Linked DNA regions of Homo sapiens: regions 1 and 2 are each linked to region 3. A link is a contact called in ENCODE Hi-C or POLR2A ChIA-PET data. All regions are on one chromosome and are shown on one strand. Each heading gives the region's core, a stretch centred on a gene start or an enhancer-like site at or near the end of the contact. The rest is flanking DNA. Distances are from core to core; before and after follow the strand shown.

What was found. A loop is a pair of places that touch in the nucleus more often than their neighbours do. ChIA-PET counts read pairs that join two places held with the same protein, here RNA polymerase II (POLR2A). Pooled maps may share reads with other maps.
Region 1: a loop to region 3 is called in a pooled map, with 6 times the contacts of the local background. The contact joins the promoter of CSDE1 here to the enhancer-like site in region 3. A Hi-C loop is called at or near these places in 3 of 37 single-sample maps with no recorded cell type and 4 of 50 pooled maps.
Region 2: a loop to region 3 is called in a map with no recorded cell type, with 3 times the contacts of the local background. The contact joins two enhancer-like sites. A Hi-C loop is called at or near these places in 1 of 37 single-sample maps with no recorded cell type. POLR2A ChIA-PET finds 5 or more read pairs at or near these places in 2 of 52 experiments (CD4-positive, alpha-beta T cell and activated B cell).

What each region holds. Positions count from the first base shown.
Region 1 is chr1:114,756,569-114,760,530 of GRCh38, reverse strand. CSDE1 (cold shock domain containing E1) reads left to right here and starts at 2,547. Exons shown (of 20, transcript NM_001007553.3): 1 at 2,547-2,606. RefSeq lists enhancers at 2,341-2,630, 2,002-2,995, 2,831-3,150.
Region 2 is chr1:117,631,047-117,634,616 of GRCh38, reverse strand. No RefSeq gene overlaps it. Among named protein-coding and RNA genes, the nearest start is that of TENT5C, 27 kb to the right of the region's middle. RefSeq lists an enhancer at 3,208-3,570. Within about 2 kb of position 2,003, at least 10 of the 41 ENCODE cell types and tissues checked have a DNase peak (open chromatin) inside an H3K27ac peak, as active enhancers do.
Region 3 is chr1:116,554,644-116,558,446 of GRCh38, reverse strand. All of the region lies in intron 1 of CD58 (CD58 molecule), which reads left to right. It overlaps LOC105378925 (a long non-coding RNA gene), which reads right to left. Exons shown (of 3, transcript XR_947739.2): 3 at 1-3,803. Among named protein-coding and RNA genes, the nearest start is that of MIR548AC, 3.6 kb to the left of the region's middle. RefSeq lists enhancers at 1,546-1,840, 1,614-1,863. Within about 2 kb of position 1,711, at least 19 of the 41 ENCODE cell types and tissues checked have a DNase peak (open chromatin) inside an H3K27ac peak, as active enhancers do.

The DNA of each region.
Region 1 (3,962 bases), core at 1,298-3,797, 1.8 Mb after region 3:
TTTTTTCAGTTTTTGATTTGACTTCAAAATTCATCTGAAAAAAATCATTATGTAGTGATCTAATAATGAAACCTACTTCTGTTTGTGGGTTTTACTTGTAGAAACAGTAAATCATTTTAACTTGTGATTTATATCAAATTGTTCCACCTGTTACTTTCTTTAATGCATTAGAAGCTAAAATGTATATTTCTCGGTTTATACAGACTGCATTTTGTGTTAAATGTAAATTGATATTAATTTTGGAACAAGGAGGAATTTAAAGGAATTTAAAGACAATTGGGATATATTCAGAATGATGATGATGAAATGATTATATAATTAAAGAAGGTTTTCAGAAGCTATGTGTAATGGTAGAAATCAAGGCTTTATCCTTCCTTATTAATAGTAATTGTATTGATATAATTTAGTAAGACTTTTTTTTTTTTACATTTCCTATTGCTGTGATATTTGAGAATGTATACTAAAAGTAGAATTACCTAATTACCTAATTAGTTTCACATGACCTCATATCTAGCGCAAGAGCCTGGTACAGTTTCTCTATAACATTAGATTAGAATACACAGACCAGCTGTATTGCAGGAAGGGGAGATCTCGATTTAAGAACTGGGTGAATTAAACAAAACAGCTGGTTTGAAATATTTACATTCTGGGCCAGGCGTGGTGGCTCATGCCTGCAATCCCAGCACTTTGGTAGGCCGAGGTGGGCGGATCACCTGAGGTAAGGAGTTGGAGACCAGCCTGACCAACATGGAGAAACTCTGTCTCTACTAAAAATACAAAATTAGGTCGGGTGCGGTGGCTCATGCCTGTAATCCCAGCACTTTGGGAGGCTGAGGCGGGTGGATCACGACATCTGGAGTTCGAGACCAGCCTGGCCAACATGGTGAAACCCTGTCTCTACCAAAAATACAAAAATTAGCCGGGTGTGGTGGTGCACGCCTGTAATCCCACCTACTCAGGAGGCTGAGGCAGGAGAATTGCTTGAACCCGGGAGGCGGAGGTTGCAGTGAGCTGAGATCATGCCATTGCACTCCAGCCTAGGCAACACGAGTGAACTCCATCTGAAAAAAAAAAAAATTTACATTCTGTAGTTTCCCAGAAATATATTCCAATTTCTAACAACTTATCATACTGTTGTCCAGTGCTATTTATTCAACAAGCTTTTGAGAGTTGTTGAGAGCGGGCACTGTCAACAACCAGGGATGCAAAGATGAATTTCATAAGCTCTGTGCTAGAGTATTACTACCTAGTAAAAACTAATAATTACAATAGAGTGAGCTATGAAAGCATTGAAAATGAAGCAAATATTTGTGCTTAGGAAAGCGTGGGAAGGCATCAAAGAGAGCAAAAAGGCAGTTTTGAGGTGTTATACATGGGACTGGACACCAGCAACAAAGGTGGTGAGGAAATTTTTGAACAGAAATGGGACACGGCCTCCTCTTAGAATTCAAGAGGTTGAATTGAAGGTTGTCTTTCCTTCATTGCACTTATTCCAATGTGTATGTTTAGATTTGTTTTTGTGATCATCAATGATGCTAGACTAAAAGTTCCTTGAGGACAAGTCTATATCCGATTTTCTTTACAACTGTATACTTCCCAGTGGTTACACATACAACATGTCAAATAAATGTGTTGTAAGCAAAAAGTGGGTAGGAGAGTTCTCAGAAGACTGGCTGCTCATTATTTATCCAATACTGTCAAGTGAGAGAGCCAGTGAATCTGTGAAAACAGAAGCATTGAATCTGGGAAAAGCATTCCTCTCACCAGAGGAGCATGCTCTACTGTCTGGCAGGGGATAATCCATTGAACTTCCTGTGGTCATAATTACCCATTTTTCTCCTTCCTTCTTCCCCCATTGGATGAATCATCTCTTTGCTCTTATTTCAACCTTTTAATTACTGATCCACCCTCTTTGATTACCTGACACAACAGGAATATCTTTCGTAACTTGAAAGGTCAGTTGACTGAATTTGTTTCATTTTGTTTAGTGATTATGCAGCCTTGCTCACTCTTGTGCATCTGTTGCAATGTTTTTCGTGGAAAACAAAGGTCTCATTTAGATTTCTAAATTACCTTGCTACAAAGCTGACTCTATACTAATGAAATTCCTCTAAAACAGTAGACGTAAGAAAGAATGCTTGCACTATAAGAAGAAACGAGTGTGAGGTCCTTCCGGATTTTTGCTGGGAAAAGATAAATCATTTTTTATGACTCCTGAATATGCCATCAGAATTGTTGGCCTTCAAGGTTTACCCCATTATTGTGGGCTAAAACGTATTCAAACGCTCGAAGACTAGAGACGCCTAAAGCCACCCGCCACCCCTAGTGTCCAGGAGGAGTCAGTAAACACCGAGATTGCTTCCCGCAGCACACCCAAGAAGGAATGTAATGTAATGCAGCCACCATGTTGGTTGTGGTTAAGTGCAGCAAACTGCTTGGCGTCACTTAGCCCTGCTGCGCAAGCGTGTTGAGAGTACGCTTCACTCCGCCCCTTCTCGTGCACGCGCCCGGAGCCCGCAACTCTCGCGAGAGAAGCGAGATTTATTCCTACGTACCGGGCCGTGCTGCTTATGGCGGCGCTGGAGAGGGGGCGCTGAGCTGTTGGGGTGAGTACGACCTCAGGGTCCAACTGGGGGTAGCAGAAACCCAGGGGAAGGGCTGAGAATAAGACCAAGGCTAACGAGAAGCCTTCTGAGTCAAGGTGGGCACTCGTAGAGCTCTAGGTGGGGAAGAATGCACCCCGATTCCCTGCCCTGGGCTTTTTCATACGTCTCCCGTTCAACTGCCTGGGCCTCATGTCAGGTCGCAGAGCTGAAACGAGGAGTTGAGGCCAGCCGGCTGCGCGTGGTGGTAGTGGTGGTGGTGACTAAAGTGGGGGGAGGGAGCGAAAATGGAGGCTCCGACAGCAGCCAAGATGGAGGCAGAGGGTGCGGGGCTCGGGCGCGGAGGCTGCTGGGATCTGTAGTCTGGCTGCTTCCCCATCTGCGGCTTGTCTGGGGAAACGGGAACTACATGTCCCGGCGGGCGGGGCGAGGGGGTGGTGGCGCGGTCCTTTGTGTGAGGTTGGAAGAGCCTGAGACCGAGAAGAGGGGCCTACTTTGACTCTGGACCCTGTAGTTTCCTGGCCGTTACCTGCTTGGGAATCTGACTACCAGTACCAGAGCGCAGTGCGGCAGTGGCGCCTTCTTTGTGTATAGACTGAGACCCTGCTCCATCTAGATATCTTAGGGGAAGTGTTTAAAGACACCTTTCCCCAGCCACATCTGGCACAGTAGTGTGGCGGAATTGACATCGTTACTCCAGTCACCTAGAGCAGGGTCTCAGCACCCAACCTTCCCCTCATTGTCTCCCCTTCGGCGTCTTGAGAAAGGGAACCAGTCCCTAATCTTTTAGGCACGTGGCTCCCACCCCTCTATCTTGGGGAATGGGCGTGCGCCCTGAAAGCTCAGTAGTGTCCTCCCTTCCACCTCCTGTAGTTCTCATGGTGCCAGCGCCTGGCCCACCCACATTGTGCAATGAACGGCCTGGCTTCGTCATTCTATGTAGAATGTTTTAGAGTTCCCCCGTCGGAGACAGCTTCAAATTTTTGCCATGCTATTTTATCAATACGAAATCTTAGTGCCAAGGTTCTTTTGCTTTAAGGTTTTCCCTTAGAAACACCCAGATGGCGGCCGTCTTGCTTAACTCACAGGTGAAGCAGAGAACGCTCCCTGAAACAGGCTTGAATCTGCAAAGAATATCTGAACGTTGTTGGGCAAGTTAATTTTCGTGTTTTGCACCTTAAATGAGTAAAAGAATATGGCGCTCTTTAAACAGTTGGGAGACAGGGCGGAGAGGGAGAATGCTCAAAGGCACTGTGGTAGTTAAATCTTTTTGAGAGGCTTAAATTTTCATCAGGCTGGTATGAACTGGCAGTTCTCAGCCACTGCTACTAACCTACTTTTTTAGAATGTAGGTTTCAA
Region 2 (3,570 bases), core at 754-3,253, 1.1 Mb before region 3:
ATTTTAAATGATTGGGGAAAATCAAAGGAATATTTCATGCTACGTAAAAATGACATGAAATTCGAATGTCAGTGTCCATAAATACAGTTCTATGGGAACAGCCTTGTGTGTCATTGATGGCTGCTTCTGTGATACAACATTGGTGGAATATTTGTGACAGAGACCCGCAAAGCCTATGATATTGACTATTTAGGCCTTTGCAGAAAAAGATTGCTGCCTCTGGATTCAGAACAACCCTCATCATGTCCCCAGTAAGTTATTTCTCTAATTGGTTTCCACCGTGGTGGGGTCAGAGACTCACCCGAGCTGATCCCCCGTGGCTGAGCAGGGTCTCTCTCCCTGCCCTCTTTCACCAGGCCTGGACCGCTGACCCTATTTGAAGTCACTAAATGCTCTTCGGGTGGAAGAGGCACTTGTCTCACAGGAAAACACAACCATGTTAGGGACTGTGAGTGTGTCCCAGGTCCAGGGCTTGCATGGTGGAGGAACCTCTGAAACAGCAGCTTTGGAGGGAGGGCACGCCCCTGCCATGCAAAGTCCTCTTTGTTGATCAACACCATTATTAGAAATGTGCACATCCCAGCAAAACCAGCAGGTCACACATTTACAAAAGTGCCTGCCACACTAGAGCAGGAGGGTTCTGGGCCTTTTCAATGTGCAGATTCTAATTCCTGGTACAGGGAAGTTGCTCAGTGAAAGGACAAAATGACTTCAGTGTATAGAGTTTGCCACAGTCCTCCGGAGCAGTACCTTTCATTCTCTGCTTACCCTCAGCAGAGGAGTGGGAGAAGTGGGTCTGAAGTTCTGGGGAACTTCGGTGAGTTGGCAATACCTCAAGAGTGAGGCTAATGGGTTGCTTAGTAGGAATTATGATGATATTGCAACCCACAGGCCAATGGGCATCAGGGCAGTCGGCCAGGACAGAGCACTGGCCAGTGCCCTAGGCTCCCAGCCCAGCAGCTGGACACGGTCCACACTGTCTTGGCGCCAGGTGTGAAACTGCCAGCCCAGGCAGCTGTGCAGGCTGTGGTGTGTTGCTCAACCTCTCTGAGCCTTAGTTTCTCTTCCGTTAAGTAGTGGGTGGAGTAGGGAGAGAGACTACTGCCCTTAGCTGGCAGGGCTGTCACGAGCATCGTGAAAGTGTGTATCATGCCCTTAACTGGCCTCTTTAGGTCTTAATAAATTGTAGCCAGTGTTTTTACTTCCTGATGTCCAGCAGAACCAAAGAATCTGTGGCACACATATGTTAATGCTTTAAATACCACTTAAGACATTTCTCTTAACTCCCAAAGCAGACTGTAAACTCCTCTAGAGCAGAGGATATCAAGTAATAGATACCGTCTACGGGCACCCGGTACTGGGCTTGGAGCTTTATTAAAAAAATACCTGGCTTTCCTAATTCTTAGGAGCCCCAAAGCCGGCATCATCATCACCTGCATTGTACCCACAAGGGCACTGGGCTTGGAGCGGTTTATGCAATCACAAGGGGAGCAGAGGAGCATGCTGAGCTGGAGTCTCCAGCTCCAAAGCTCCAGCTCTTCTGCCCCACTGCCTGTCTGTAAAGGGCTCCTCACTTTGAATCCCTTGAACCCTACTGGGCACCAAACTGCCACTCAAACAGCAAGCCAGAAACCTGGCCACAAGCCTCTGGTTTAATGTTTCCTAAAGGAGGGACTGTGCCCGATTCAGCAGCATCCAAAATTCAAAAGGCAAAGTCAAAGAAGAGTTCATTTCCTTTCAGTAATATCTAAAGTAGGATGGAAAATAAGCCTGCTGAAAAGCTGCCTCTTTTGCCAGAGCTAGAGAGAGAGAGGGAGCACCTCTCCTGCTGTTCCTGGTCAGATCAGGTGAAGGCCAAGGAAACTGATCTCTCACGGTAGGGGGAGGGGATGAAGGGCACAGGGACAACAAGGTACATGCAGTTGACTTAAGAGCAGGGAAAAAACCACAGAGGAATGTTTTGTGTGGGATCCTGAGATAGCAGGGGATATGAGGACCAGAGGCTGCCGCAGACCATTCACAGCCACCCAAGCGCTGCTTCTCCCAGGCTCCCGCTTACCTGAGCCAATGTAAAGATTCTTTTCAAAAAAGTCTTTGCTAGCTGTAGTGTTTATTTAAGGATAAGATGACCCAACTTCCACTATATTTAGTGCATGAAAAACCACAGGTGTTTGACTCCAGGAACTGCTTAGGGTTGTGCTATTAGTTTTCTGACTCCCCTCCCTTCTTGGTTTCATTGTTTCAGCATTGCAGGTGAGCTGGTTTCCTGACTTCTGCAAAAGCCCTCCTGCACTCCCCCGCCCTCCTCTCCAGCCTGCAGGTAGTTTAAATACCCCCATAGTACATGGCTGCCTGGATAAGGTGTGGGGGAAACTGTGATGCTGTTTCCATTTCAATTCTAATTTAAAATGCCATGCCAACCACAATAGGCACCCTATTTTAACTTCATCAGTTGGCTTAATTTTTAATTTTAACTAATCAATTTAATCAGTGGCTTTGTCCTCCTCCTCATTCCTCTTGAAAGGCTTCTGTTGGAAGGCAGGATATTTGCTCTCCCGTGCCTCTTCCATGTGCCACCCTGTAAAATGCAGGACAAAGACAAAATAGCATACTGTAAAAGAACTGACAGCTGGAGCCTGGGAGTCAGACACCCCAGAGCCAGGTGCTGGCTGCAGCAGCTGTATGACGTTTAGGTTTCCTCACCTGTAAACCTAATCATCCTATCTCAGACTTTTTGGAAGATTAAATGCTAATGCTTAGCATGGGACCTGGTGCTCCATGAGCATTCCCCAAACATGTTAACGAGCCTGCAATGGGTCCCCCCACACCTGATTCACAAAGGGAGGGTTGTCTGAGGAAAGCTGCTGGTTTGTCCAAGGAATTCCTTTCCTGGATAAGTGGAAACGGATCTATTACCAGGCAACTCAACACCTCTTAGGCCCTTGAGAGGGGGCTGACATAAAAACTAATATTTGCAGGGTGAGTTATAGTTTACAGAGTGTTTTCAGTGTTGTAATAGTGGGGGAACCAGGCTTTGCAGTCAAATCTTTGTGCATGGGCTCTGTCTCTTACAAGATACGTAACCCTGGGCAACTCAGAGGCGCACTGAGCCTCTGGCTCCTGTGTACAGTGGAAACACTGCTACCTAGCTCACGTTTCTGAGACCTGCAAGCTATGTATATGCAATGTGTACTTGGTCAACCTAAAGCCTTAGTCTAAAGTGAGGAGTTCTCATTCCATTTTCTCATGGGTTTAGTTCCCAACAGGCCTCTTGAGAAAAACCTCATTTACTATCCATATGGAAGGGATGGATTGAAATGGCTGAAAACAGCCTGGCCAAAGTTGCTGTGGTGCTGCCCGTCTCCATCTCTCTCTCTCTCGAACACTATAGCCTCGGATACCTTTTTTCCAGGGAAGCACCCGAAAGAAAGGCAGCGACTCCAGCTTCTCATGCCTTTCCCTTAGGGACATTTCCCATTTTCGGAAACTTCCTAAGTAAAAGGTGGCCCTGGGATGGCCTGCTGTGGTGAAAATGCCCTGAGCTGGGAGACCTGTGATCCAGTCATGGCC
Region 3 (3,803 bases), core at 462-2,961:
TCCTGATACTGCAAGTAGGCATCAACTGAAAATGTGCCGTGATGTGAAGACCAAACGCAGAGAAGTGAGAGGGACAAGGCTGTGCTCAGTGACCCATATCCAGATGAGAAATCCATCTGCTCACTTGGGAGCAAAAATGCCCCAAGACCCTGCTATCTCTGGGCTTGCACGAGGCTTTAAATGAATCACCATTATGATGTCTTATATTCAGAGGGAAATACCAATATTCATATATTCAGGTACTGAAACTTTTAAGGGAATTTTTCTTTTTTCTTTCTTTTTTTTTTTTTTTTGGTCAAATGAACTTTTACTTTACCTGCTAAAATCTGCAGGCAGTGTGAGCCTTAAAATATTTTAGAGAGAGAGAGAGAAGTATCTTAAAATTACATTGTTTATTTCTAAGAACAAACTCAAGAAAACCCTTTCCTTCAAATCCCGGAAGAGTGATTAGCTTGTCTCTAAGGTATGGCATTGGCTGGGCATGGTGGCTCATGCTTGTAATCTCAGCACTTCAGAAGGCCCAGGGAGGAGGATCACTTGAGCCCACGAGTTTGAGATCAGCCTGAGCAACATAGTGAGACCTTGTTTCTACAAAAAATATAAAAATTAGCTGGGCGTGGTGGCATGCAACTGTAGTTCTAGCTACTTGGGAGGCTGAGGCAGAAGGATCACTTGAGCCCAGGAGGTTGAAGCTACAGTGAGCCACGATTGCACCACTGCACACCAACCTGGGTGACAGAATGAGACCCTGTCTCCAAAAAGAAAAAGGAAGGAAGGAAGGAAGGGGAGGGAAGGAGGGAGAGAGAGAGGGAAAGAAAGAGAAAAATAAAAAGAAAGAAAAGAAAGAAATGACATCAGTGAACCTCCTCAAACCATAGCGAGGCTGTTAAGTTTGATTGGGGCTGACATCCATGAGTGGGTACAAGTTTATCTGGTGTGGTGCCCTGCATCCTATAACACTTAGTTGGTAAAATCTACTTAAACTTGAGAGGGAACATCTCAAAAGGGACAGCTGTGGAGTTGGGAAGGTGGAGCCCGCAGGTCCTCCCATCTTGCTTTGGTGATGAGGCAGAAAGTGGGGCTGAAAAACTGAGTCTGTTTTGGTTGTATATGAGGGCTCCTGAGCCATTTTATTTTTAAGCTCCAGTTAAACTTCTTTCTCCATCTCTCCTTACGAAGTCCTCCTTCTTCAGCCAGGTTCCACAGCAATTTGGGATTTCACAAAGCCCAGGGTTTGGGGTGACTGTCAAATTTTGCTATTCTGTCAGGAAGCCTTATCTTTTGAACTACATTTAAGTTGTATTTTAATCATTTTAGTTAATTCATTCAACAGATATTTATTGAAAGTCCATATGCCAGACATATGGGGATACAGCCAAAAACAGGAACACCTTTGTCCTTGTCCTGATAGGGCTAGCCTGGCTGGGGTTACCCCTAAGCTCAGATTTGAATTAGTTGCCAACTTTCAAGAACAGGAATTTTCACACAAAATGTGAATATCTGGCTTTTTTTGAAAAATTGGGAACCTGGCAATGGTGGGCCTCTGTTTCCACATGGCAGGAGCTGAGGCACAGCTCCTGTTTCCACATGGCAGGCCCCTCCCTGTAGGCTCACTGGTGCGCAAGTCCTCACCAGTCCCTTCTGACTCACACTTGGCCCGCTGGTATCTCCTCTGTGGGTGGAATTGCTGGTCTTCGTCTAATGCGTCATTTGCCACAGTTCTGTTTCTTTGTGACTCCTTTGTTTGCTCGTTTTCTTTTTATTGTTTCTGGTCTGGCTTTTTCTTCCTTGACTGGAGTCTTGCTCTCTGAGGCCCTCTTCAGCTCTAGCATTCGATGATTTGGAAACCACAGAGCTTAGTGCCTCACCTGTAGGTTTGGAGGTGTGCTTAACTCAGTTTGACTTTCTCATTTGCAACATCTGCTGTTCCAATGCTGTCTATAGATTGTATCCTGAGAAACCCTGCATCATGTCACTATCTTTAAGAGCCTTATGCCATGTAGCAAGCTAAATAAGAAACAATGGTTAAGAGCACTGATTCTGCAGTCAGATTGTCCAGGTTCAAATCTGGCTTCATTACTTAACATTGTTGTGCCTCAGTTTCCTCACCTGCAAAATAATAAGGTTAGAAATAAAACCTTCTTAATATGTTTTTAGGATTCTGATTTTTTTTTTTTTTTTTTTTTTTTTTCTGAGATGGAGTCTTGCTCTGTCACCCAGGCTGGAGTGCAGTGGCACAGTCTTGGCCACTGCAACCTCCACCTCCCGGGTTCAAGCGATTCTCCTGCCTCAGCCTCCCATGTAACTGGGATTACAGGCGAGTGCCACCACGCCCAGCTAATTTTGTATTTTTAGTAGAGACGGGGTTTCACCATGTTGGCCAGGCTGGTCTGGAACTCCTGACCTCAAGTGATCCACCTGCCTTGGCCTCCCAAAGTGCTGGGATTACAGGCATGAGCCACTGCTCCCAGTGGTGAGTACCTATTTATAGAGCCCTTGCAACAGTGCCTGGCACAGAGCCAGGGCCATACAAGTGTTAGATTAAGTAAAAAAAAAAAGTACCAGTCAATCTGAATCTCAGGCCCTGAGTAATAATTTGCAGAGGAATTTGTGCTGGGGGTTGAGAGTTCCTTTTCATTAACCCATAGTTAACGGTGACCAGATTTTCTAAATAAGAAATCAGGATACTTCATCTATAAAACTTGGGTTCCAGTTACAACTTCAGGCCATACAAAAAGAACTATTAAAATTGAGGTGTTGATGTTTTGTAGAAACACTGCAACAGAATATTTGAGATCAGACCTGTTTTTAGATATGTGATCACTCTATACATGTAGTGCTGATTAGGTATTAGGTACCCTCATATCTTTATTTAAAAAAAATTCAAAATTCTTCAAAACAAAAAAACCTTCAAAAATTATCTGGCTAGCATAGAAAATCTTTTTAGGCGATCACTGATAAAATTTTTTCCCTCCCTCCATCTCTCTTTGCTTTTAAACAGCAAAAACTCACCCCATGCCCAGTTCTCACCCAGTTAATTCAGACAGTGTGAATACCTTGATGTTGACCTAACTCATTAAAAGAAAAAGAGAGAAAACCTTTGAAAGCCTATTCCATGTCAACCAGTGTAAAAAGACTCTCAATTTTATTCAAACCTGAAAACAATCTTTTATGGTGGGCATTATGATTTCTACTTCACAGCTGAGGAGATCTAGTGTGGGGAGGCCTTTGGGAGTTCACCCTGGGCCTTGCTGGCTTCAAAATCTGGGCACTCTCTGTTCTGCACTCTGGCATGGTTATTAGCGTCCCTACAGTCCCTTTTCTGACCACTCAGTGGTATCAGCAAAGCAACAAACTCACTGTTGACACCATTCCTTTGCTCCTATTTGTGTATTCATTCATTCATTCATTCATTCGTTCATCCATGGTTTGTGACCTTTGAGAAAAAACTCACTCCCCTTTCTTCTATTGTTCTTTTGTTCATTAGAAATTATCTTAGCAACTTACTTTAGTGTTGGCCTTGGAAGTGCAACAGAAAAGACTTTACTGTAGGAAGGAAATAATAGATATACCCATGCACACAAAGTAGAGGTAGATATTAGTTTTAGAGACAGTTCTTAACAACTCCTCCTCTTGGTTGAATAATTCTATTTAAAAAAAATTTACATAGTTTTAATATTATAATAGTAATAGGATATTTGTCTTCAAAAGTAACATATTTTTCAATGTGACCTGTATTAAGTAATAAGTAATAAATTGAAATCTCACCATCACCACAATCTCTAAAGTAACCGTGGTTACTT